Linked DNA regions of Mus musculus: regions 1 and 3 are each linked to region 2. A link is a loop called in an ENCODE intact Hi-C map of the cell type or tissue named here. Cell type or tissue: left cerebral cortex. All regions are shown on one strand. Region 1 overlaps Syne1 (spectrin repeat containing, nuclear envelope 1). Region 2 overlaps Syne1 (spectrin repeat containing, nuclear envelope 1). Region 3 overlaps Syne1 (spectrin repeat containing, nuclear envelope 1).

The links. A loop is a pair of places that touch in the nucleus more often than their neighbours do. Peaks named below come from ENCODE experiments on the same cell type or tissue, not always from the same donor. Only the 100,000 strongest peaks of a DNase experiment are listed, where the experiment ranks them.
Region 1: a loop joins it to region 2, with 4 times the contacts of the local background. A loop is called at or near these places in 3 of 42 quality-filtered maps.
Region 3: it touches region 2 in a loop (7-fold over the local background); 3 of 42 quality-filtered maps call a loop at or near these places.

The regions. Positions count from the first base shown.
Region 1 is chr10:5,445,805-5,453,804 of GRCm38, forward strand. All of the region lies in intron 2 of Syne1 (spectrin repeat containing, nuclear envelope 1), which reads right to left. Among named protein-coding and RNA genes, the nearest start is that of Gm40594, 20 kb to the right of the region's middle. In left cerebral cortex, no CTCF peak of the experiment used is centred here; a DNase peak (open chromatin) is centred at 4,341; H3K27ac peaks cover 299 bases.
Region 2 is chr10:5,373,359-5,381,358 of GRCm38, forward strand. All of the region lies in intron 13 of Syne1 (spectrin repeat containing, nuclear envelope 1), which reads right to left. Among named protein-coding and RNA genes, the nearest start is that of Gm23573, 20 kb to the left of the region's middle. In left cerebral cortex, no CTCF peak of the experiment used is centred here; DNase peaks (open chromatin) are centred at 4,702, 5,810 and 6,494; H3K4me3 peaks cover 308 bases; H3K27ac peaks cover 1,536 bases.
Region 3 is chr10:5,434,973-5,442,972 of GRCm38, forward strand. It overlaps Syne1 (spectrin repeat containing, nuclear envelope 1), which reads right to left. Exons shown (of 146, transcript NM_001347711.1): 4 at 1,767-1,850. Among named protein-coding and RNA genes, the nearest start is that of Gm40594, 31 kb to the right of the region's middle. In left cerebral cortex, no CTCF peak of the experiment used is centred here; a DNase peak (open chromatin) is centred at 3,016; H3K27ac peaks cover 564 bases.

The DNA.
Region 1 (8,000 bases), 72 kb after region 2:
GCCCATTTATCACCGTTATAAATGCAATACAAGCATCATTCAAAGCACCAACTTGTAGAAAAAATTAAAAATATATGATAACTTTGGTGACAAAATACAAATTAAGTTTTACCTGGATATATTAGGAAAATTGGAAACTCCCACACACCAGTAAACATTACAAGAACTTCCACAACAAGGACATCATGAGTTTTGCAGGCAAATGGATGGAACTAGAAAATATCGTCCTGAATGAAGTAACTCAGAGCCAAAAGGGCATGCATGGTATGTACTCACTAATAAGTGGATATTAGTCAAAAAAGTACAGAATACACAGGATACAATCCATAAAACTCAAGAAGGTTAACAAGCTGAAGTGAGGATGCCTCAATCCTACTTGGGAGGGAGAAGAAAGCAGTGATGGGGAGGGGGGAGTGAGGGAGGGAGGGACCTAGGTTCAAGAGGGGACAGGGAGGGTAAAAGGGAAACATGATTAGGTATTGGGGGTGGGGGGACAGGACTGAAGCCCTGAGTGCCTGCAGAAAGAATGGAAACAGGCAACCTCAGGAGGTAGGAGGTGGGGGGACCCTCTAGAATGTACCAGCAACCTGGGAGGTGAGAGATGCTCAGAACTCAGAGGGAGGAACCTTAGATGAAATGACCAACAGTGAGGAGATGGAATTTGTGGAGTTTATCTCCAATAGAAAGATAGGACATCAAGTGAGGGAGCGGGTTGCCATCCCACAGTCAAAAACTCTGACCCAGAATTGTTCCTGTCTAAAAGAACTACAGGGACAAAAATGGAGAAGAGCCGGAGGGAATGAAAGTCCAGTGACAGGCCCAAATTGGGATCCAGCTCAAGGGGAGGCTCCAAGGCCTGACACTATTACTGATGCTATGGTGTGCTTACAGGCATAACCCTAGCATGGCTGCCCTCCGAGAGGCCCAACAAGCCACTGAAAGAGTCAGATGCAAATATTTATACCTAACCGATGGACAGAAGAGACCCCTGTGGTGGGGTGAAGGTGGGGACATCTTCTTGGAGATGAAGGAGATGTGTGATGAGGGACAGTCAGAGGGCAGACTGGGAGGGGGATAATGACTGGACTCTAAAACAAGATTAAAGAATAATAATTTTAAAAATTTAATAATTTAAAAAATTAAAAAAAAACTTTGGCATCAAAGCTATGATACTGCATGGATGATGATATGTATGGATTATATGTTCATAGATGACAAAATGCAAAGCTGATAGCATACCTGGGCAATAGCAATATAATCAGGTGACAACATGCAAGTGTGACAACACACATGGGTAATTACATGTATGCATGGCAATATGCATGGGTGGTAACATTCCTGGGTGGTAATGTATAGGTGATTACATACATGTGTAATAGTATGCATGGATGCTAACATCCATGAATGTTAGATGACATGCATGGGTGATATTATGTGTAGATGATATAGCATACATGACTGACAACGTGCATATATGATAACATACATGGCTGACAACATGCATGTGATATCATGTATAGATTATAACATGCATGAACACACACACTGTCACTGCACACACACAGCTCTCTGCTTCTTTGGAGCACAGTGCTTCATGGTACACCTAAAACTGGCCTTTGGAATAATCAACAGTGGCTGCTGGGCAGATCTTCAGGCCACTGGCCTCTGCCTAGCCTTGCTGACACCATTCTGCCCTTGACCCACAACCTCTGTGACCAGCCAGCCCAACTGACAACCTTCCTCCCTCCCCTTCTTTTGCTCTTCTTCCTTCTTTTCTTATTCTCCCTCCTCTTCCTCTTTTCCTTTTCCTTTTCCTTTCCCTCCCTTGCTTTCTCTCCATCTTCCTTTCCCTCTCTTCTCTCCTTTCCTCCCAACTGTGGTCATATTCAACTGGGCCCCTTGCTCTTCACAAAATTGTCTGCATAGACATGACTCTTGAATCCTTCCAGGAGAGAGAGAGCTCCCTCAAGTACTATCAAGAATATGACAGACACTTTATGTATGTTTCTGGCTGCTTACTTGAGTATCTCAGTGAATGAAGATAAGTCTTGGGTGATATATATATATATATATATACACACACACACACACACACACACACACACACACACACATATATATATCAAAAAGCACCACAGAATTAAAAAGAAATACCATTTTGTATCAAGTATTATTTCCACACAGCACATAATAACTTTAATGACCATAGCAATTCATTTTTTCAGGAGACATTCAGATATGAAATCTTGTAGCTGAAGCATCTCTGGAGTGACATGTACAGATATGACAACAATATGGCTTCTTTGGGCACACTTGGCTCCCAGGGCTGTAAGCCAAAGGGCGGACAGCAATGAGGATAATTGACTGGAGCCTGACTTGGCAGAAAGTAGAGACTGGGGTTCTGCTCCCACTGCCTTTCAAGAGCTGAGTAGAATGTGTCAAGCACTTTTCATGTTCATACTTAGGCTAAGCTGTCTCCTTTCTGTAGAATATTTAGAATTCTTACTTATCAGAGTTCCCCTTGGTCTTAGCAATCCCATATTTAGTGGAAACAGAACATTTTTCTGCCTAGTCTGAGGTGTTCAAACGTGGACCTCTTCATTGCACCAAAAATGAGGTACTTTCCTTCTGTGTCATTCCTTCTAGAAGTTTCCTCAAATAAAATATATGTCCTATGATGTGGCCCTAACAGGATTTCCTGCCCTCTGACATGTCTAGAAACTCAGAGAACATGCTGAGATCTCTGTGGCTGAGAGGAAGGCACTCACTGAAGAGGGGGAGCCAGGGCGTGGTTCTCTATTTCTACCTGTCTGCCTTGCTTAGCCACAGTAGCCTGAGACGCTTTGTAACAAGGACCACTGCCTTTTTCTTTAGACTGTAAGGAGCTCAAATGTCTTCCTCCTTTTAAAAAGATTTGTTTTTATTTATACAAGTGTATAAGTCAGGTGTATGTGCTAGTGGGAGTGTAGGAGTGTGCAGTGAGTTTGTGTATGTAAAGGTGGTTCCCCAAAACCATGCTGTCTCTATGCAATGACCTGAGCACAGCAGGATAGCATGTCTGAGGCCCTGACACAGAAACAATATAAAAGTGCAAGGTCTCAGCTCCCAGACTCTAATCAAAAAGGGGAAAACTCACAAAACTTTTTTTAAAATCCTGAGCAGGGCTGGGGCAGGCAGAGCAAGCCTGAGAAGTGCCAAATTAACCCTTTCCTGCCCGGTCAGCATATCTCCTTCTTAGGCGGAGACACCTGGAGTCCTTTCAATAACATCTCCTTTGGGGCAAATCTTCAAAACTCAATTTTGTTCTCTTGCTACTATATCTTGATCGGGAAGCATTGTTTTGGATGTGGCAATTTATATTTGTGACACTTCTCCCTTCCTGTTGGATGGTGACATTTGAGTGAGTGACTTCTATAAGATGGGACTATACATGGTCAGAGGATCCAGATTGTGTCTTTATACTAGTTTAATTATTAAAATTATAGCTATGCTAAAATATTCATAACCTAATATTCACCACCTTAAGAGTATAGTTCAGTCATTAGATATTTCCACAGGAGTGCTCTATCAGTCTCCAACTCTATCTTCATCCTGCAAAGCTGAAACTCTAAACCCATTAAGTAACTGCAGTTTTCTTTCCTTCTCTCAGCCCCTGACATCCACCTCCAGTTCCTTTTTAAAGGTTTTGACTCCTCTTGGTACCTCATATAAGCAGTGTAATGAAATGCTTGTAACTGCTTATTTCACTTAGCATAGTGTCCTCAAAGTTCCTTTACCCTGTAGCAAATGGTAGAATCCCCTCCTTTTTCTTCCACTGAATAAGATCCCATTGTGGCATCTACCACATTCTGTAAACCTATTCCTCTATCAGTGAATACTGTGTTGCTTCAACCTTCTAGCCACATTTGCAAATTCTTGCCATGAGCAAGATATATATATATATAATATATATATATATAATGATACTTCCTGGCCCTTTAATTTTCAATTCTTTAGTTATAAGCCCAGCAACAGAATTGCTGCATTACATGGTAATTCTATTACCAACTTCTTGAGGAAGAAACCACTCTCAATTTTTTTATAGTGGTTGTCAAGTAGAAGGAGAGAAATCTATTTCAAGCATGACTCTAGAATGCTATCCATTCATTAGTAAAGTTTGTGGTTTGGATGAGGAATATCTCCCACGGGCCCATGTATTTGAATACTTGGCTTCCTGATGGTGGTGTGTTTGGGATGATTGGAGATTTTAGGGTGTGAAGGGTTCTTGGAGGGCACACACCACTGGGTGTGGATTTGAGAGTTTGTAACATTAACTCACTTTCAGTTCACTCTATTTCCTGGGTGTGCCTGAGGTGCGAGCTCTCAGCTTCCTACTCTAGCCACCTACTCCCATGCCTCCCTGCCATCAGCATCCACAGACTAAAATAAGCTTTCCTCCTTAAGTTGCTTCTAGTCATGGCATCTTATTACAGCCACAGAAAAGTAACACTGCATATCTCATAGAATCTCAGAGTCCCTATTGATAAATGTTACACTGTTATAAAATAGAGTTTCAGCATTAGGAATTTAGTCATTTACAATGTAAAGACCAATACACACACACACACACACATACACACATATACACACATATATATATGAATATGTACATATATACATATATGTATATACATATATACACATTTACATACATACAAATATGTGTGTGTGTGTATATATATATATATATATATACACAGACACACACATATCTCCTGTCAACTTCCAGGTCTAATCCTGTTGTCATTTACCATTCTTGATTTGGCCAACTAAGGGCTTTGTTATTCATGGGCCAAGAGTTGATCAAATATTTTATTATGCTATGAAATGCTATGGCCTGTCACTTCGAGATAATGAATGCATATCCTATGGTTAATATTAGTGATTATTGGATATTTAGTGATGTCAGTAAAGCTGGACTAGAACATGTCTAAGGGGAAGCTCATGTTACAGATGCCCACCTTCTTTGGGTGGTACACATACTATAGTGTCAAGGGTTGCTAAGCATGGCGCAAGATCATGGCCTGGTATGTTCACAGTTCTGCTTTTTGCACAAGGTGTTGGGAGGTATGAAGAAAAGGGATGACTCTAGTCTCGTTCTGTGTATCCCTGATTCATCTGTGCAGAACGTGGTCCCTCAGACCCAGGAACAGACAAGCTACTCTGGATGACTTATATATGGCTTAGGTAGGAAGATAAACTAAGGGAGCCCATGGGGATGTTTCCCATCCCACAGCTAGCATAGGGAGCTCCCATTTCCTGATGGTTATCTGCAGGGTGGGACAATATCTAAAACAACAGGAACAAAGAGAAAGAGCGGAAAGGGAAGAGAGGTTAACTGGCAGATGTCTGGTGAGTTACCTCTGGAAGGGTCGGCCAAGAGCCCACTACACCACAATTTAACAAAGTGCCAAGCTAGTCTTGGCCCAGATTAATCAAGACTGTGATGATCCCCCACAGGCAGAACTGACCAAAATTAACATACTATCTAAAAGACCTTGCCATTTCACTCTGAAAATAAAATAGGCATTGCCAATAGCTCCACAAACAAGGTGAAGTAATTCAAATACTTTGTATGCATCTGCTCCTCATTCAGTGTTTTTATGGAAGGGCTCCTGCTGCTATTTCCCACTTCTGTAGCACAAATGGGAAGTTACTTCCATTCTATTTCATTTCCTCTAATGGAGAACATAACCATTTCCACTTCCTTGATTATTTCATTCAACATCAAACACGGGTCCCTACTGCCAAGCTCTGCTAAGGAATTTTTTTTTTGAACAATAAAATGTTTTCTACATGTTTTGCACAGAGCCAATACATGCCCTCATTTATTTCCTCTCTATAGTATATAGTGTTGTACTTGACACCTCTCTAGTGAACATATCCGGTTGCTGATCCATCCACAAGTTGTACTGGCTTAATTTAAAAAACGTATCCACAGTCACCTGTAGCTACCCACACTTCAAACAGAAATTATTTTTCTCTCTTTTTCATGGTTTCACTTTCAGGACCGAGAATATCATCTTGGCTGTTAAATAACATTCCAAATACCTGTCGGTATGTGAACATGACACCGTTTTAAAGAAGAAACTATGACAAACTTTATCAATGTAATTCTAATCTCCATAAACCCTGTGAGCTCTGCACCCTCATTATCAATACCCTAACAGGTCGCAAGGTAATGAACGAGATGTAGCTTCAAATGGGTGTCTTTTCTAATCACTTAATTGCATATTAGAAAATAACTAATTTCAATTCAACTCCTCCAGATTTATGAAGGTCTATTTAACAACTAAAGGTTACAGTGTATGAAGTGATATTTTGATTTGTGCAAACATTGCAGAAGTACTAAAAACAGGCTACTTAACATATTCATGACCTTTTGTAGCTACTGTAGCGTTAAGAAAACAAGCAAAGAGGGGGTTGTATTTGGGCATCCTCTTGACCCCCTATGTCAGCTTCTTGTATTGGTTTACGAACAGGTCCACAGGAGTGTGCAAGGAAAGGGAGGAGACCAAGAGTCCATTAAGGAAGCATTTTCAGGTAATATGTTGTTGGCAAGAAGATAACTGGGAAAATTAGAGCAGCCATTAAATCGATTTTCATATGAAAACATCACTTAGCATACGTCTATAGATCTTTAACCTGGAAACCCTAACTGCTCCCTTCAAAGGAATAACTGAGTTGAACTTGGTGCTCTTAATAGATTCCCAATGCATGACATAGCTATTCCTTACAATGCACTTCAAAACCTTGACTCCCAGATACTACTGTATCTAGAAATAGTATCTTACGGAGCTCATCAAGTCAAAATGCAGTACTTAGCATCCAGTGTGACCAGTATCTTCAGATGAAGAGAGAATTGCTGCGTAGAGCGTGCTAAGCACAGAGGCGAAGACTGCAGTGTTGCGAGTCCAGACATTCACGATCAAAAGTTAGACAGAGGCGAGGAGATTCTTTCCCAAGTCTCAGAGGATTGCTGGAACTTCTGGATCTAGAATTGACATGATTCATTTCCTATTTTCTCTGTAAACAAGTGTGTGTGTGTGTGTGTGTGTGTGTGTGTGTGTGTGTGTGTGTAAGCACACACTTAGCTTGCATGTATGCACAGGTGCATGCAGGCCTATGTATATACCAGAGGTTGATAGCAGTCTCTTTACTCACTTCCATCTTCCTAATTCTTGAGAAAGGTCTCTTGGTAAACCTTGAAGCTCACTGAACCAGTGAGTTCTAGGGATCTACTTGTCTCTGACGTTACAATCATTTAGTGTGACTGGTTTTTTGTTTGTTTGTTTGTTTTAAAGATTTTTTTATTGATTTTATGTATATGAGTACACCATTGCTCTCTTTAAACATACCAGAAGAGGGCATCAGATTCCATTAGAGATGGTTATGAGCCACCATGTGGTTGCTGGGAATTGAACTCAGGACCACTGGAAGAGCAGTCGGTGCTCTTAACCACTAAACCATCTCTCTAGCCCTTGACCAGCTTTTTAACACAGGCTCTGGGTGGGGGGTCTGAACTCAGGCATGCACTTCACTGACTGCCTTCACATGTCCCTAGACACTGTACACAATTGACTGCAGTTATCTGTCCATCCTGTTATTAGGCCCATATCACTGTATCCATAATTCCTAGTCTAGTTGATGCCTAGTACACACTGAATGGATGGGTAACTAGAGAAAGTAGTCACTGCTTGACTCTTCCATGTGGAAGCAGGTAGAGGTGGAGTTCTGGAGATGATGAAGATGAGATCATGGAGGGAGGAGATTAATGAGCATCATTAGAATGGGAGAAAGGGGACCAAAGCCAGATGAAGATAGAAGAACTGCAGCCCCATAAGCCAGGAAGACAGTAGTCCTGTGGACCAGTCTCCCAGCACTTTGACCTTGGGCTTTGGGAGATTCAGCAGTAGCTGTTGGGCAAGCCATTCTCCCTATGGAGTTTCCTTCCCAGAACT
Region 2 (8,000 bases):
AAGAAACTAGAGAGAGCACACATTAGCAGCTTGACAACACATCTAAAAGCTCTAGAACAAGAGGAAGCAAATTCACCCAAGAGGAGTAGACAGCAGGGAATAATCAAACTCAGGGGCAAAATCAACCAAGTGGAAACAAGAACTATTCAAAGAATCAACCAAACGAGGAGCTGGTTCTTTGAAAAAATCAACAAGATAGATAAACCCTTACCTAGACTCACTAGAGGGCACAGGGACAGCATCCTAATTAACAAAATCAGAAATGAAAAGGGAGACATAACAGATCCTGAAGAAATCCAAAACACCATCAGATCCTTCTACAAAAGGCTATACTCAACAAAACTGGAAAACCTGGATGAAATGGACACATTTCTAGACAGATACCAGGTACCAAAGTTAAATCAGGATCATGTTAACCATCTAAACAGCCCCATATCCCCTAAAGAAATAGAAGCAGTCATTAATAGTCTTCCAACCAAAAAAAGCCCAGGACCAGATGGGTTTAGTGCAGAGTTCTATCAGACCTTCAAAGAAGATCTAATTCCAGTTCTGCACAAACTATTCCACAAAATAGAAACAGAAGGTACTCTTCCCAACTCATTCTATGAAGCCACAATTGCTCTGATACCTAAACCACAAAAAGACCCAACAAAGATAGAGAACTTCAGACCAATTTCACTTTGAATATCAATGCAAAAATCCTCAATAAAGTTCTCACAAATGGAATCCAAGAACACATCAAAACAATCATCCATCCTAACCAAGTAGGTTTCATCCCAGGGATGCAGGGATGGTTTAATATACGAAAATCCATCAATGTAATCCATTATATAAACAAACTCAAAGACAAAAACCACATGATCATCTCGTTAGATGCAGAGAAAGCATTGACAAAATCCAACACCCATTCATGATAAAAGTCTTGGAAAGATCAGGAATTCAAGGCCCATACCTAACCATGATAAAAGCAATCTACAGCAAACCAGTAGCCGACATCAAAGTAAATGGTGAGAAGCTGTAAGCAATCCCACTGAAATAAGGGGCTAGACAAGGCTGCCCACTATCTCCCTACCTTTTCAACATAGTACTTGAAGTATTAGCCAGAGCAATTCAACAACAAAAGGAGATCAAGGGGATACAAATTGGGAAAGAGGAAGTCAAAATATCACTTTTTGCATATGATATGATAGTATATATAAGTGACCCTAAAAATTACACCAGAGACCCCTAAGCCTGACAAACAGCTTCAGTGAAGTAGCTGGATATAAAATTAACTCAAACAAGTCAATGGCCTTTCTGTACACAAAGGATAAACAGGCTGAGAAAGAAATTAGGGAAACAACACCCTTTTCAATAGTCACAAATAATATAAAATACCTTGGTGTGACTCTAACTAAGGAAGTGAAATATCTGTATGACAAGAACTTCAAGTCTCTGAAGAAAGAAATTAAAGAAGATCTCAGAAGATGGAAAGATCTCCCATGCTCATGGATTGGCAGGATCAACATTTTAAAAATGGCTATCTTGCCAAAAGCAATCTACAGATTCAATGCAATCCCCATCAAAATTCCAACTCAATTCTTCAACGAATTAGAAAGGGCAATCAGCAGATTCATCTGGAATAACAAGAAACCTAGGATAGCAAAAACTCTTCTCAAGGATAAAAGAACCTCTGGTGGAATCACCATGCCGGACCTAAAGCTGTACTACAGAGCAATTGTGATAAAAACTGCATGGTATTGGTATAGTGACAGACAAGTAGACCAATGGAACAGAATTGAAGACCCAGAGATGAATCCACACACCTATGGTCACTTGATCTTTGACAAGGGAGCTAAAACCATCCAGTGGAAAAAAGACAGCATTTTCAACAAATGGTGCTGGCACAACTGGCGGTTATCATGTAGAAGAATGCGAATTGATCCATTTCTATCTCCTTGTACTAAGGTCAAATCTAAGTGGATTAAGGAACTCCACATAAAACCAGAGACACTGAAACTTATAGAGGAGAAAGTAGAGAAAAGCCTCGAAGATATGGGTACAGGGGGAAAATTCCTGAATAGAACAGCAATGGCTTGTGCTGTAAGATCGAGAATCGATAAATGGGACCTCATAAAATTGCAAAGCTTCTGCAAAGCAAAAGACACCATCAATAAGACAAAAAGGCCACCAACAGATTGGGAAAGGATCTTTACCTATCCCAAATCGGATAGGGGACTAATATCCAATATATAAAGAACTCAAGAAGGTGGACTCCAGAAAATCAAATAACCCCATGAAAAATGGGGCTCAGAGCTGAACAAAGAATTCTCACCTGAGGAATACCGAATGGCTGAGAAGCACCTAAAAAAATGTTCAACATCCTTAATCACCAGGGAAATGCTAATCAAAACAACCCTGAGATTCCACTTCACTCCAGTCAGAATGGCTAAGATCAAAAATTCAGGTGACAGCAGATGCTGGCGAGGATGTGGAGAAAGAGGAACACTCCTCCATTGTTGGTGGGATTGCAAGCTTGTACAACCACTCTGGAAATCAGTCTGGCAGTTCCTCAGAAAATTGGACATAGTACTACCGGAGGATCCCGCAATACCTCTCCTGGGCATATATCCAGAAGATGTCCCAACCGGTAAGAAGGACACATGCTCCACTATGTTCATAGCAGCCTTATTTATAATAGCCCGGAGCTGGAAAGAACCCAGATGCCCCTCAACAGAGGAATGGATACAGAAAATGTGGTACATTTACACAATGGAGTACTACTCAGGTATTTAAAAAAATGAATTTATGAAATTCCTAGGCAAATGGATGGACCTGGAGGGCATCATCCTGAGTGAGGTAACCCAATCACAAAGGAACTCTCACAATATGTACTCACTGATAAGTGGATATTAGCCCAGAAAGTTAGGATACCCAAGATATAAGATACAATTTGCTAAACGCATGAAATTCAAGAAGAACGAAGACAAAAGTGTAGACACTTTGCCCCTTCTTAGAAATGGGAACAAAACACCCATGGAAGGAGTTACAGAGACAAAATTTGGAGCTGATATATACTCACTGATAAATGGATATTAGCCCAGAAACTTAGTATACCCAAGACATAAGATACTATTTGCAAAACACATGAAACTGAACAAGAATGAAGACAAAAGTGTGGACACTTTGCCCCTTCTTAGAATTGGGAACAAAACACCCATGGAAGGAGTTACAGAGACAAAGTTTGGAGCTGAGAGAAAAGGATGGACCATCTAGAGACTGCCGTATCCAGGGATCCATCCCATAATCAGCCTCCAAACGCTGACACCATTGCATATACTAGCAAGATTTTGCTGAAAGGACCCTGATATAGCTGTCTCTTGTGAGAGTATGCTGGGGCCTAGTAAACATGTAAGTGGATGCTCACAGTCCGCTATTGAATGGATCACAGGGCCCCCAATGTTGGAGCTAGAGAACGTATCCAAGGAGCTAAAGGGTTCTGCAACCCTGTAGGTACAACAACAATATGAACTAACCAGTACCCCAGAGCTCTTGACTCTAGCTGCATATGTATCAAAAGATGGCCTAGTCGGCCCTCAGTGGAAAGAGAGGCCCACTGGACATGTAAACCTTATATGTCCCAGTACAGGGGAATGCCAGGGCCTAAAATTGGGAGTGGGTGGGTAGGGGGGTGAAAGGATAGCTATGGGGGACTTTTGGTATAGCATTGGAAATGTAAATGAGGAAAATACCTAATAAAAATATTTTAAAAAGAAAATAGTTAAATGATTTTTTTAAATCAGATAAAGAATGTGGTACAAATATAAAGTGCATAACTTTATTAGACAAAGGAATGAGGTTGCCTAGATCAGAGGGACAAACAAAACCAGTTAAAATGAAAGATCAAACAGCATATATGTACGTGGATGAAGACAAAATGAAAAGGGGAAGGGTTTTATGAGAGATACATCTAATCATTAGGGAAATAGAGAGGCTGGAATTTGTAGAGGGTAAAATACATCAGGAGACACTAACTGAAAACTTCTGTAAGTACCATAAATAGTCCTAATAGTAATTTACTATCAGAGTCCCACATTCGTAGAAAACATGTTAATCCAGAGATTGAACATACATAGTAAATTTGAAAATATCTAAGAACTGATAAAACAGCATAGGAACTGACAAACCTATATTACTGTAGGAATTATCAACACTCCCCCTTCAGTTACCGAGATGGCTCTACAGGACCAAGTGGGATTCCACACTGTGGAGAAGGGAGATCTAGTGATGGCCCAGAGAAAGAGGAGGGAAACAGGGCTATCACCTAGGAGAGAAAGTTCCTTATGGAGAGCCAGGGCAAATACCTCACAGGGGAATGTATTTGCCTCTTTGGGGTCATCATTACAGTGAGTTTTCACTGACTTCTTACTTAAAGGTAAAACATCAACATCCCCTGTCCTGTTTGCCCTCCAAGTTTTATTCTCTATTTGTAGTGAGTATTGTGGTTTCTTTAAAAAAAAAAAAAAAAAAAAAAAGCAGCCATGTTATGTGAATATGTTTCTGTTTTAACTCCTGGTGTGGGGTATGGGATGCTTCAGATTGTCCGTAGCAGCCGAGTATGATTTGTCTTGTGCTCTGGCAGGAGTGTGATTCTGCCAGCTGAAGATAGATTACATTTGGAATTCTGGGGACTCTTGTGAGGCTATAAAATGCCAGAGCCTGGAAAACCTGCTGCTGTCCCTCCTGCTCCCAACTCCCTTTACTGTGGTTTGTCCAGTGGTTGTGAGCAAAGAGAAGTTTGGAGAGAGGAAGAAGTTGGATATCCTCATGACAAAGATTGGACTTGCCCCAAGGAACTCAATGCCCCTAATCATCAGGAAGTGTTCTAACGAGATTGACACCCACTTTGCCCTCTAAACTTGCCTACCCTGTGTTGGGGGTTGGAAGGGATTGGGATGAAGAAGGTTGGAAAAGGAATGCAATAAAGTAGCCAAAAATTATGGATATAAGTACTTTATCCTCTCAAGACAAGTCATATAATTAACACCAGGAAACCGTGTCTGTTTTTATGCATATGGACATATCACAAATGCTCTGAACACTACTTGGTACAATGCAGGTGTTCAATAAAGTTTTGTTGAAAACCCAGAAAGGCTACCAAGAAATAGCTGGGAGTGTAGGGAGAAAAGCAGAAAACAGAATAAACAAAGCAGAAAACTGAATGAACAAAGAGTTTTGTGGATACAGGAGCTCTTTGTAAAAAGTGTCTGATGGATGAGAAATGAGCACGGCTAATATCTAGTAAATAGATAAGAAGGCCAACTTTTTTCAACCTGGCCTGGGACAGATGATGATAATGGTTCATTACAATAGTTTCCAGAGAGAACGTAGAAATCAAGAAGGAGCCTGGATACTTCTTATCCACTTGTTTGTATTAATGGAAGAAGGGTATTTGTACAGTAGCTGGGAGGCAATCAGGGTGAATAGGATAACTTTAATAATGTATGCATGTGTGTTTGTGTGCATGCGCATACATATGCATGTGCAAGTGTGTGTGCCTCACATGCACAAGTGTTTGTGATAGGAGGGTATTCAATGGAAAGGGATGTAGAAGACAATGGAACAAAAGAAGTATATCTGCAACTCTTTGAGAGAAAGGGTAAGGATACTATCTAAGGCTCACAGGAGGGGCTGGCCTTGGTTGGGAGCACAGATGGTTTATCCACAGCAACAGAAGAGAGGATCGAGTATTTGGGCACAGATGCAAGTATGTGGGTTGATGTATTTGTGGGAGCCTGCAGATATTCTTTTCTGATTGCTTCTATTTTTCTTGCAGAAAGAGGAAGCAGTGTCGTCAGCTAGGAGTGAGGACAGGGAGGAGGTGTGGAAAGCTGAGGAGACAAGGTATGAAATAGATGTCCCAGAAATGGAGAGAGCTTGGGGTTGGGAATGCCTTATGACTGCTGCACAGCACTGGAGCCCAGTTGGGTTAGTTGCTATCAGAGTGTGTGGGTTCTCCAGCCCATCAGCTGCCGGTGTGGGGGCACAGGCTATGCAGAAACGGCCTTTAATCAGGCTTTATATTTCTTCACCAGACTACTAATAGAAGAGAGATGTGGACATGGGATTGAGGATGTGTCCAGTGGGTGAGTTTTATGATCACTTGATTGAGACCACACGAAGGGAAAGGATGAAATGAAACTGAAGGAAAGCAGCATCAGAGACATGGGGTTCGAATGGATGGAGAAACCTTGCTTGATTGGGGAGTAGGATGCTTGACAAAACAGTTGTGGGTGATTTCAGTTACTGATGATGGATGATGATAGGAGAGGAGGAAGGAGAGAGTGGCAAGGATGGGACATGGAACAGGATCACCACAGAAGAGAAAGCGAAGGGATTACAAGGCCACAGTAAAGAGGATTGTCTGTGGGTTGGTGAACTCTGATCCCCATGCCAGGCATCATCATCAGGAAATGAAACTCTCAACAAGGAAAGAAAATTACTTGTCTTGTGTTGACAGTACAAGGAGGCTCAGGAGGTGGTGGAGACTGGAAATCATGAGAAAGCTTAAGACTTGAAAGCCTTGCCTTGTCTAACACAATATGACTCCTGCTATGTGCAACAAATTTGTGGGTACATTTTAAGCTTGGAACTTAAGACGATTATGTTGCTATAAGTGAGGCACTTACTTTCTCCCTGCCTGTAGTACACCCATCTACAAATGAGGATGATAAGAGCCATGCCATATTCTAAGGTTAAATGTTCAGTAAAATTAACTGCTTAAACTGAACCATGGATAAATTCTCCATAACCACAAAGAAGGGATAGTCTCTCTTTCTAGATAACAAAGCATGAAGTTGAATAGAAAGGACAGCAGTTATACTTTGTACATATTTTGTATAGTTAATATAATCTGATATACACATTAGCTTAACTTAAACAGGTTAACTTTAAAAAAAAAGTGGACTCCAGGGTTTCACTGCCCTCTTCTTGTCTTCACAGGCACCATCCATGCATTCGGATAGACACAGACACATGCTCACAAACAAATTACCTGTCTTTGCAGCTTAATTTATTGTTAAATACCTAACACATATATCCTGAATAAATTAAAACTGATCTCATAATTGCAATTACACTGCTTTATGGCTCTGCTACTCTAAACACCTGTAGAAATTAAACAAAATAATCTCTAAAACCTAGACTGAAAACAGAAAGCTCCACAGAACTGTTTGTACGTATAAAATTTTATGTTAAATATTTAATTAAAATTTTCTTCTTATAAGGTGAATTATCTGCAGTACACATTTTTTACAGAATATGTAACTCTAACTTGTAAACAATGACTATGTAGTAAATAAAGAAAATGTTTTTTTCACATCTGGTGAGTTCAGAAAACAAATACTCTAGGTTTACATACTGTAATTTTTCTGAAATCAGAATTGCCTTTTATAGTGGAAAGGCAAGATAATACTTTCAAACATCCCTGCATATGTATGCAGAATTCCCCTGGTGTTCTCAGATTACTGAATCTCATGTAAGTCTGGTACACCAGCCCAGGCTACTTACCTTCCTTTGAGGGGCTGATTTTGTGCTACCAAGTAAACCTAGAGTTTTTAATTAACAATGATCCACATTTCCTGTCTTTGAAGCTTAGCTTACTGTTAAGTACCTAATACATATATTTTGAATAACTTTCATGATTGCAAGTACACAACTTTCGGACTATGTATTCTCAACACCTAGAACAATGTCTAGTGAAATGTCTGGCCCAATAAACAGATCATTGCGTGATTCACCCTGAACTTGGCCTTGGCAACAATGTGCCTGTTTAGTTTGTTTTCTGTTGTCCTATTATTGAGTGCTTCAGTTTTCTCACTGTTTCCCCCTTATATTTTAGATCCTCAACTTCTCTATCAGTCACTACTATACATTTCACTCTTCCCATCATTTCTGGGTATTATGTCTTGGTTATCATGTGCAGGTAGATAGTTAGGTGTCTGGAATAGACACATGTGAAC
Region 3 (8,000 bases), 62 kb after region 2:
GTTTACAAAAGTATGGACATACGTATTAGAAAAGTCACCTATTTTCTAGGTCTGTTTTCTAAAAGAACCTAACTGCAATGGCACCCCAGCAGCTGCCACACAGGTATCCAGCACACAGATCTTGCTCATAGATACCATTCACAAACAAAACCAAGAAAACTTCCTTGGAGAAGGGGGTCAATTTCAGACCTATGGGAGGGAAAATATGAGATAATCTAAAACACATATGACCATATGATACAAAGGAAATGAAGTCAGGCTTATAGGACACAGACACCAGCTGAAGGACTCTCAACAGCCAAAGCTAAAGTAATACAATAACACAGCACAGAAGCATAATCAACTATGACCATGAAATAAAACAAATATACAGAGTTAATACAAAAAGAAATAATTAGTTAATAAGTAGTCCATTTCCTTTTAGAATACTTTCAGTGTGTGTGTGTATGTGTGTGTGTGTGTGTGTGTGTGTGTGTGTTTGTGTGTAGAACATAAAGTTATCAGTGAGCAAGTAGAACAATAACTATTTGAAGGAGTTAAAATTTGAGAATTAAATAATAGCATGGTCTCAATTATCTCCCTAAAATTATTTCTCAACTCTAAGTGGGAAAGTAGCAACATTATCATATGAAAATATTCAGATGCAACCTACCTCATATGAAAACATTTAGATATAACCTGCTGTGATTTCAATGTGTTGCTGGATTTTCATGTGAAAATATAATCTTTAAATTCATGTCAAAAGTATTTGTTGAATCTGTCTCAGACAGGTTACTAGGGTCAGATTAGGGTGTTAGCATGGGGCTTCCCAGGGCAAGAAGAATAAACCTGGACTGACACATGGGTACTCTGTGTCACTATGCAATGTTCAACAATATATTGTGATACAGTCAGAAGGCTCTTGGATGCACCAGCTTCTGGAACCATGAGAGAGTGATGTTCTAGTCTTCTTTATATATTATCCAGTACTAACTATTTTGTGATAGCCACAGAAAACAGACTAGGAGACTAACTTATCAAGTGATGGATGTCCACACACCATGAGAATTAAAACAGAAGCCTAGATACATTCACAAAATGTACTGGGAAGAATTTAATATTACTTCCCTGGAATTCTTGCCAACAATGTGGAACTGCAATCTAATCAGAAGAACACAACGCATAAACCCAAACTGAGAGTTCCCAAAAATGACTAACTAGCAGAATTAAAAGTGTCAAAGGTCATGAAACACTAGAAAGCATGGAGACTTGCTGTAGAGTAAGAGACAATGAGATGAATGGTGTGGTGTTGGATTGAATCCTAGGACAATGGTACACAGACCATGCTCTATACTTTCATTAACGATGGTGCATTAGTTTAAATTTTCTTACTTTGATAATAGTTCCATCATTACATATGTTCTTTATGTTTGTTTGTTATTGTGTTTTTGAGACAGTGTTTCTCTGTGTAGTGCTGGCTTCTAGAACTCACGCTGTAGACAAGGCTGGCCTTGAACTCAGAGAACTGACTGCCTCTGCCTCCTGATTGCTGAGATTAAAGGCATGTGTCACCACTGCCAGGCTCATTTCCTATGCTCTTAACCTGGAGGGAGTTAAGTAAAGTGAACTGTGGTCTCCTTTTTGCAACATTTCTGTAAATCTAAATTTGTTTACTCGACTGCCTCATGTAGTACAGACAGCGTGCAGTTATACCCCAAAGACAACAGTTAGAAAGTCAGTAGACCCAAGCTTTCTCTCCAGTGTTTCCATTTCATTTCATTTCTTACCTTCCTTCCTTCAAGGAATTTGAGTGCGGTGCCAATGTTAGCCACAGCATGAATACGCTTCACCCGGTGTCCTTGTTCACAAGGCTGGGGAAAGAAACCCGTAGCAGTGAGGACAGGTATGACCATTAAAAGGCTTCAGATTCCATGCAGCTGTGTTAACATATATATTGAAGAGACTTGAAGAGCAACCACCATGACTCCACCTCAGGGAGGGAAGCAAGTGTGTAAAAGCGTGTCATCCCAGCAGTACTTGCGAGACATACGGTTCTCAATAGAAGTTCAAGATCAGCAGATTATCTTCCTGCAGAGTGTTTTCCCAGCTGATTTCCAAGAGTTAAAGTTCAACAAATTCTCATGCTGTCTATAGACACAGTCACTCTTTCATGGCAAGACATATTTCTACGAAAAGTGTTTTTGGTCAGTCATACCCTTTTCTTTAGCTATGAGGACATGCAAGGATATTGACCATTACTAGTGTCCTTTCTTAATTTGAATGACCAAAAATTTGGAGCAAATGAACCAAGAGTAAAACTGAGATTTCCAAGAATGCTTTTTTCTTCTCGTTTCTTCTTTTCTTTCTTTCTCTCTTTCTTTCTTTCTTTCTTTCTTTCTTTCTTTCTTTCTTTCTTTCTTTCTTTCTTTCTTTCTTTCTTTCTTTCTTTCTTTCTTCCTTCCTTCCTTCCTTTCTTTCTTTCTTTCTTTCTTTCTTTCTTTCTTTCTTTCTTTTCTTGTATATGTCTGTTCAATGCTCTATTTACATGATGAAATTCACTCTTTGCATTGTCTATCACACTTAGCATAAATACCCAAAGGAATTTCAATGAATTAGATGGTTTTGTTTACTGGGACAACCAGCATTAATGAGATGACATCATTTTTCTCAAGGTTCTCATCTGGTAAAGTGGCCCTCTTCCATGTGAACCTAGAGCTCTAAATAACATACCAGAAATTTGAAAAACAAGCTTTATGTTTCCAATGGGTGATAATTTTAGATTATAATTAAAAAAATTAATAGGAGATATTTTATATGGTTGTTATTGCCCTTTCCTAGGAACTTATATCAATGTATGACTGTCTCATTACCGCTCCATGCATAGAGCACAGGTTTAGCTTATATAATTAGCTATGCTTTACCATGGCCAAAACATTGTGAATCCATCCCTTAAGATAGTCAAGACTCCTAAGTACCAACATTCTGTTCTTTCATCCCGCCCAGATACATTCTCACTTCCTGTCTTCCCACACTCTTGGCAAACATTTTAAATCAAGCCCAACACTTGCCTTTCTAGATAGATTCAATTCATTTAAATGCAGTCCTAAAAGTACTTATTTTAAGGAAGGCACAACAGCCACATCTGTCATCCTAGTTCAAAGTTGGCTAATACAGGAAGCTTACCATGAACTCAAGGCCAGCCTGGGTTAAAGACTGAGGCCATATCTCAAGAAAAAGAAACACACTAAATGTTGAGCTGTTGTCTCTAGTTAAAGAGTGTCTCTGTACTCACCCCTTGAGTCTTCCCTACACTTCCCTGTTTCCTCAAAGGGTCCTCATTCACAGTCAGCCAGGTATTCATAGATGTGTCTACTCTCTCCTGATAGAAACTGGATTCTTTCCAAAACATTTCTTCTCAGCTTTTGTAAAAGTACAGTTTCTCTTGGGCTTACTTCCCCTAGAATTTCTGAGACAGCGGCAACACGACTTTCAATGTTTAATGGCATACTTTCCCAGTGGACTATGCTATGTTCTCTTTTGCAAGCATTGCAAAGATAATTGGTATAAACCCCCTTCAGCATTAGATTTGACAGATGGTTTTCCCAAATTTTCAATTCTTCTTATGTACTGTATACACTCAAGTGCTCATCCGAATATCCCTGATCAGCACTGGCATAAACATGTCTTCCTCTGACCTGTGGATTTCTTTTGTCATATTCTTTCCACATCTCCTGTCCAAGTTTTCCTTTGAGTCATTGCTATCTTATTGATTAGTAAATGTACTTTATATATCCTTGCTATAATCATGTTTTAAGTTTCTCACGCTGTAAACTGTGTCTGCCCCAGGCAAGTGGGCAACTTCTTATGTCACCTTATTTTTCTTTGTTCTTAATTTAATTTTAGTCACATTAAGTGAAAACAATCACACCCAGCACTTTTTATCATGTATTATTTTTTTAAACTCTGTTATCTGAAAGATGTTCACCTATCTTCTCTAAATATGGCAAGACCTTGTACCATTAGATTCCAAAAGCAAACAGATATGAATTGTGTGCACATATGTTTAAGCTCTAGAGAATAATTTTCATGATTTTTTTAAAATTTGTGTTCCTCCATTTTATTTATTGAATAATCCCTGCTTCCTCCCATATCTGACATGGACATCTAAGTTATATTGTAAAATTCCACTATGCTCTATCTATTCTTGACTTTATTAAATTTATCACTATGAATACCCCAACCAACCATTCTAAGTACATCTACAAATCCTTGTAGAATCTGATGTCTAGTCAACAAATGCCTTCTTCCTGCCTTTCTTCTTCAGGTGTACACTGGATCAGTGAAGAAGAGATTAAGCATCTTTTGTGTTATCCTTGCTCATATTTGTATCTGATTTTCATACAATACCCAGCCCTAGTGAGTAGCTTTTCTCAACACTGGTTGTAACCTCTCTGGGAGCATCAGCCATATTTCACTCACCTGTGTTTCTCCAGAGACATAAGGTAGTGTTGTATTCAGAGTGCAGATCTGAGAAATGTTAGCTTGCCAGTAGGCAATACACACATCAAAATTGAGGCATCTTTAGTGAACCTGAGGGGCTGTTGGTGCTCAAGCCCTCCAAGTATCTACTGTTCATGTTCATATCAGAGTGGATTATTAGGCTCCCTGAATGCAAAGTGGTAAAGAGTCATCCAAAAAGCTTGCTTCTGGATCAACAAAACAGATTTTAAAAAATCCTTCTCCACGGTCATTGTTATGTGCCTGTGGTGTCCCTATTGTTGACCATCCCCATCCTCAACTTGGCAAATGCTCACATTCTGTAAATGTCAACCAAACAGGGAATCTAAGAAGAATACTTTAAAATGTTTATAATTTCCTTAAATAAAATCAAAGCCAAGGAAGCCACCGCAGGTTATTAAATGGGACTAGACTATAGAGACCTCACCCTGGGATGTTAGCCATAGGAAGAAAGCTAAACCATTTGGCCACATTTCCTGAATGTATATCAGAGCCAGAAGCCTGCAGGGCAGTGTTCCCCACAGAGCTACCTCCACTCTGGGATAATTACAGAATTCCCTGCTGTGCTCATCCTCCTAAGGCAATGCTTTATTAACAGTCTTGCTTTGAAAAGGCTCTGCAAGAATACTCAGGGCCTTTATTACTTTGCACCATGCTCTCCACCTCCATGGGAAGGGGATGCTAGACCACAGCACACAGGCATGTGCAAAACGGAAACCACATATTTATAACCTCCATGTAACTTCAGTTTAGGTGCATGAGAATCTTAAAGGGCTTAATATGAATACATAATGAAAAGGCCAGATCAGAAGTTCTCCTTAAATCCTATTTTCCCTCTCTGCCAACTGAAGCTATGAAAATGTTTGCAACCTTTGTGATCCTGTAATTCTAACTATACATGAATGAGTAGGGCACTTACACAGAGGAATGTTTTAACAAAAGTCGACTACTTTTTTTTTCAGAATAATTTAACCCAGAATTTAACTGACCATGAAAAACATCTCATAGACAATAGGTCAAATACAGTGGCAGAGATGCCTTTCATTTAGAAAGTCAGGTGTACTCTTGCAACACGCATGTGAAGGCTCCTTCAATCTGCAGGTAAATGTAGGAAGATTTGGATCCAGACATCAGGGGAGTACACTTTCAATGTGATATTCTCTTATGCTAGCACTTGTCTGGTTTATTTAGCTGATTTATATGGCTACACGGCTGTTCACATGTGATCTGTTGGGCTCATCCCACAGGACAGCATTTGGGTGTATGTGGCTGTTTGAGGAGGCATTCCCAGGTAGCTAAAGAGGAAGAATGTATTGGGAGTAAGATTGCAAAGGAGGAAGAAAACTAACCAAAGGTGTGCTACTGGAACTTTCTGCTGAGGGCAACTAGAACTAGGTCCTACGGGGACTTTACTGGCATGCTTCTGAGACACTGCTCTCTCCACCATTTATGTCTCAGAAATGTACTTTCTAAAGCTTCAGAAACAAGCACCAATTCCCAGACTCCTGTATTCACTACATAAAAATCCTGATTTTGGGTGGTGTTTTTGTTTGTTTGATTGCTTGTGACCAGAATTCTCCTGCATTTAAGACTGACAGATCAACTGTTCAGCTCTGCTCAAGCCTGAGGCAGCAATGCAGAGCAGTGCTGTTACAGTATGCATGGAGACACCTCTCAATACCAGAAGCAGAAACTAAAGGTGAGCTGAGGTGGTAAAAACCTGTCCCTAACTATCTGCCACCGATCTGTACAACCAGAAGGATTTGCACAGAATTCTCACAAGCTTGCATTTTCCAATGAAGTCTTACCACTTACTATGTTCAGAAAAAAATAAATAAAAACTCAATCATCTCTGTGGCAATGGTTACAAAGATATAAGAGATAAGTGGAGGAAATCCAAGCCCCTGGGTATCTGGAAGGAACACAACACTGCTTGTTCTAGATGCAATAACCTGGAGGAAACAGAACCCAAAGTTAGGTCTCTATGACTGCTGTCAACCTCTCAAATTTGCTTGTTTTATGGGTTGTTCCATTTTCAGTTTTCTATAATTAACTCTGGAGTCCCTACAAAAGCAGAGCCCTTCATCTAGACTTTACAAAGTCTAACCAAAGGACAGAACACTTCACGAGAGATTTAAACTCCTTCTATTTGGAGGAGATTAGAGCGGGCTGAATGTCTAGGTGATGGCTCCTGCCCATTCTTCAGAGTTCAAATATAGATCTTGGATTTTACTGCTACACAGGATGATCTGAAGTGTGGCAGATTCCAAAAATTTTGATGGTCTCTGCATTACCTGTGTGAGCAGTTGTCAACTTATGGTGGTAGGGACAAAAACAGCACATTTATCTACCAGATCACATTCAAAGAGTGTTGTCATCTCAGATACTCCTCAACTCAGAGCCTGAGGATCACTTGAGCATGAGTTACAAGTCAATCAATGTGCCAATACCTCTCTATGCCACCCTCTGCCTATAAGAAGTTACATTTACTGACATTTATTTTCTTTCACAGAACACAGTTTTATCAAAAAGATCATAATTTTAAAAAAAGGGAAGCTCTGTCAACTCCAGACTTCATATGTCGCTTGAACTGTTTCCTAATTGTAGCAAGTATTTATTTTAAAATCCTTTACATCTATGAGCTACTTACCCTTCTAATCTGATATGGAAAAGACATATTCTAATATTAAGGAACTACATATTTTAGTTTGAATGTAATAAAAATGTATTTCACTGCTCTCTGCTAATGCTGTTTGCACTCTGTTGGTTCTATGGGATGTAACAATATCTCTCTGAGCGCTCTGTTCTTGTTCCAAGGGATTGTTGATAGAAGATGTCAGCAAGAACATGGCAGGTGCCACAGTGCTTTCAAACTTAATATCCAGCAGACAGCTATATACACACAGGGAGAGAAACCAACAGTTCCTTTGAATAGGAAACAGGCAGTCACAGTTCATTTTTGTCAATTTGACACTAAGCTGGAGACATTTGGAAGAGGAAGCCTCAACTGAAAAAATGCCTCCACCAATTCAGCCTGTGGGCAGGACAGTAGGACATTTTTCTTGATTAACGACTGGCATGTAAGAACCCAGGTCACTGTAGGTGATGCCAACCCTGCGTTGTAATACAAAGCAGGCTGAGCAAGCTATAGAAAGAAAGCCAATAAGCAACATTCGTCCATGCCTTCTGCTTCCGTTCCTGCCTCCAGGTTCCTGCCCTAAGTTCTTGCCCTCACTTCCCTTCAGTGATGGACTAGGACCTGAGATCAAATTAACTCTTTCCTCCCTTACATGATTTTGATCAGAGTTTTATCACCCCAATAGAAAGCAAAGGATGAAAAATAATTAAAGTGACATAGTTGGTGATTTGTAATTTATAATCGTGGTGATCATTCCAGAATCTTAGAAATGCATTGTTCATCACATCAGGGTACTGATAACTTCATCCCTCTTTTATAACGTGACTTTTGTCATAGTGCTTCTTTTCACAGGAAAAAGAAGGTT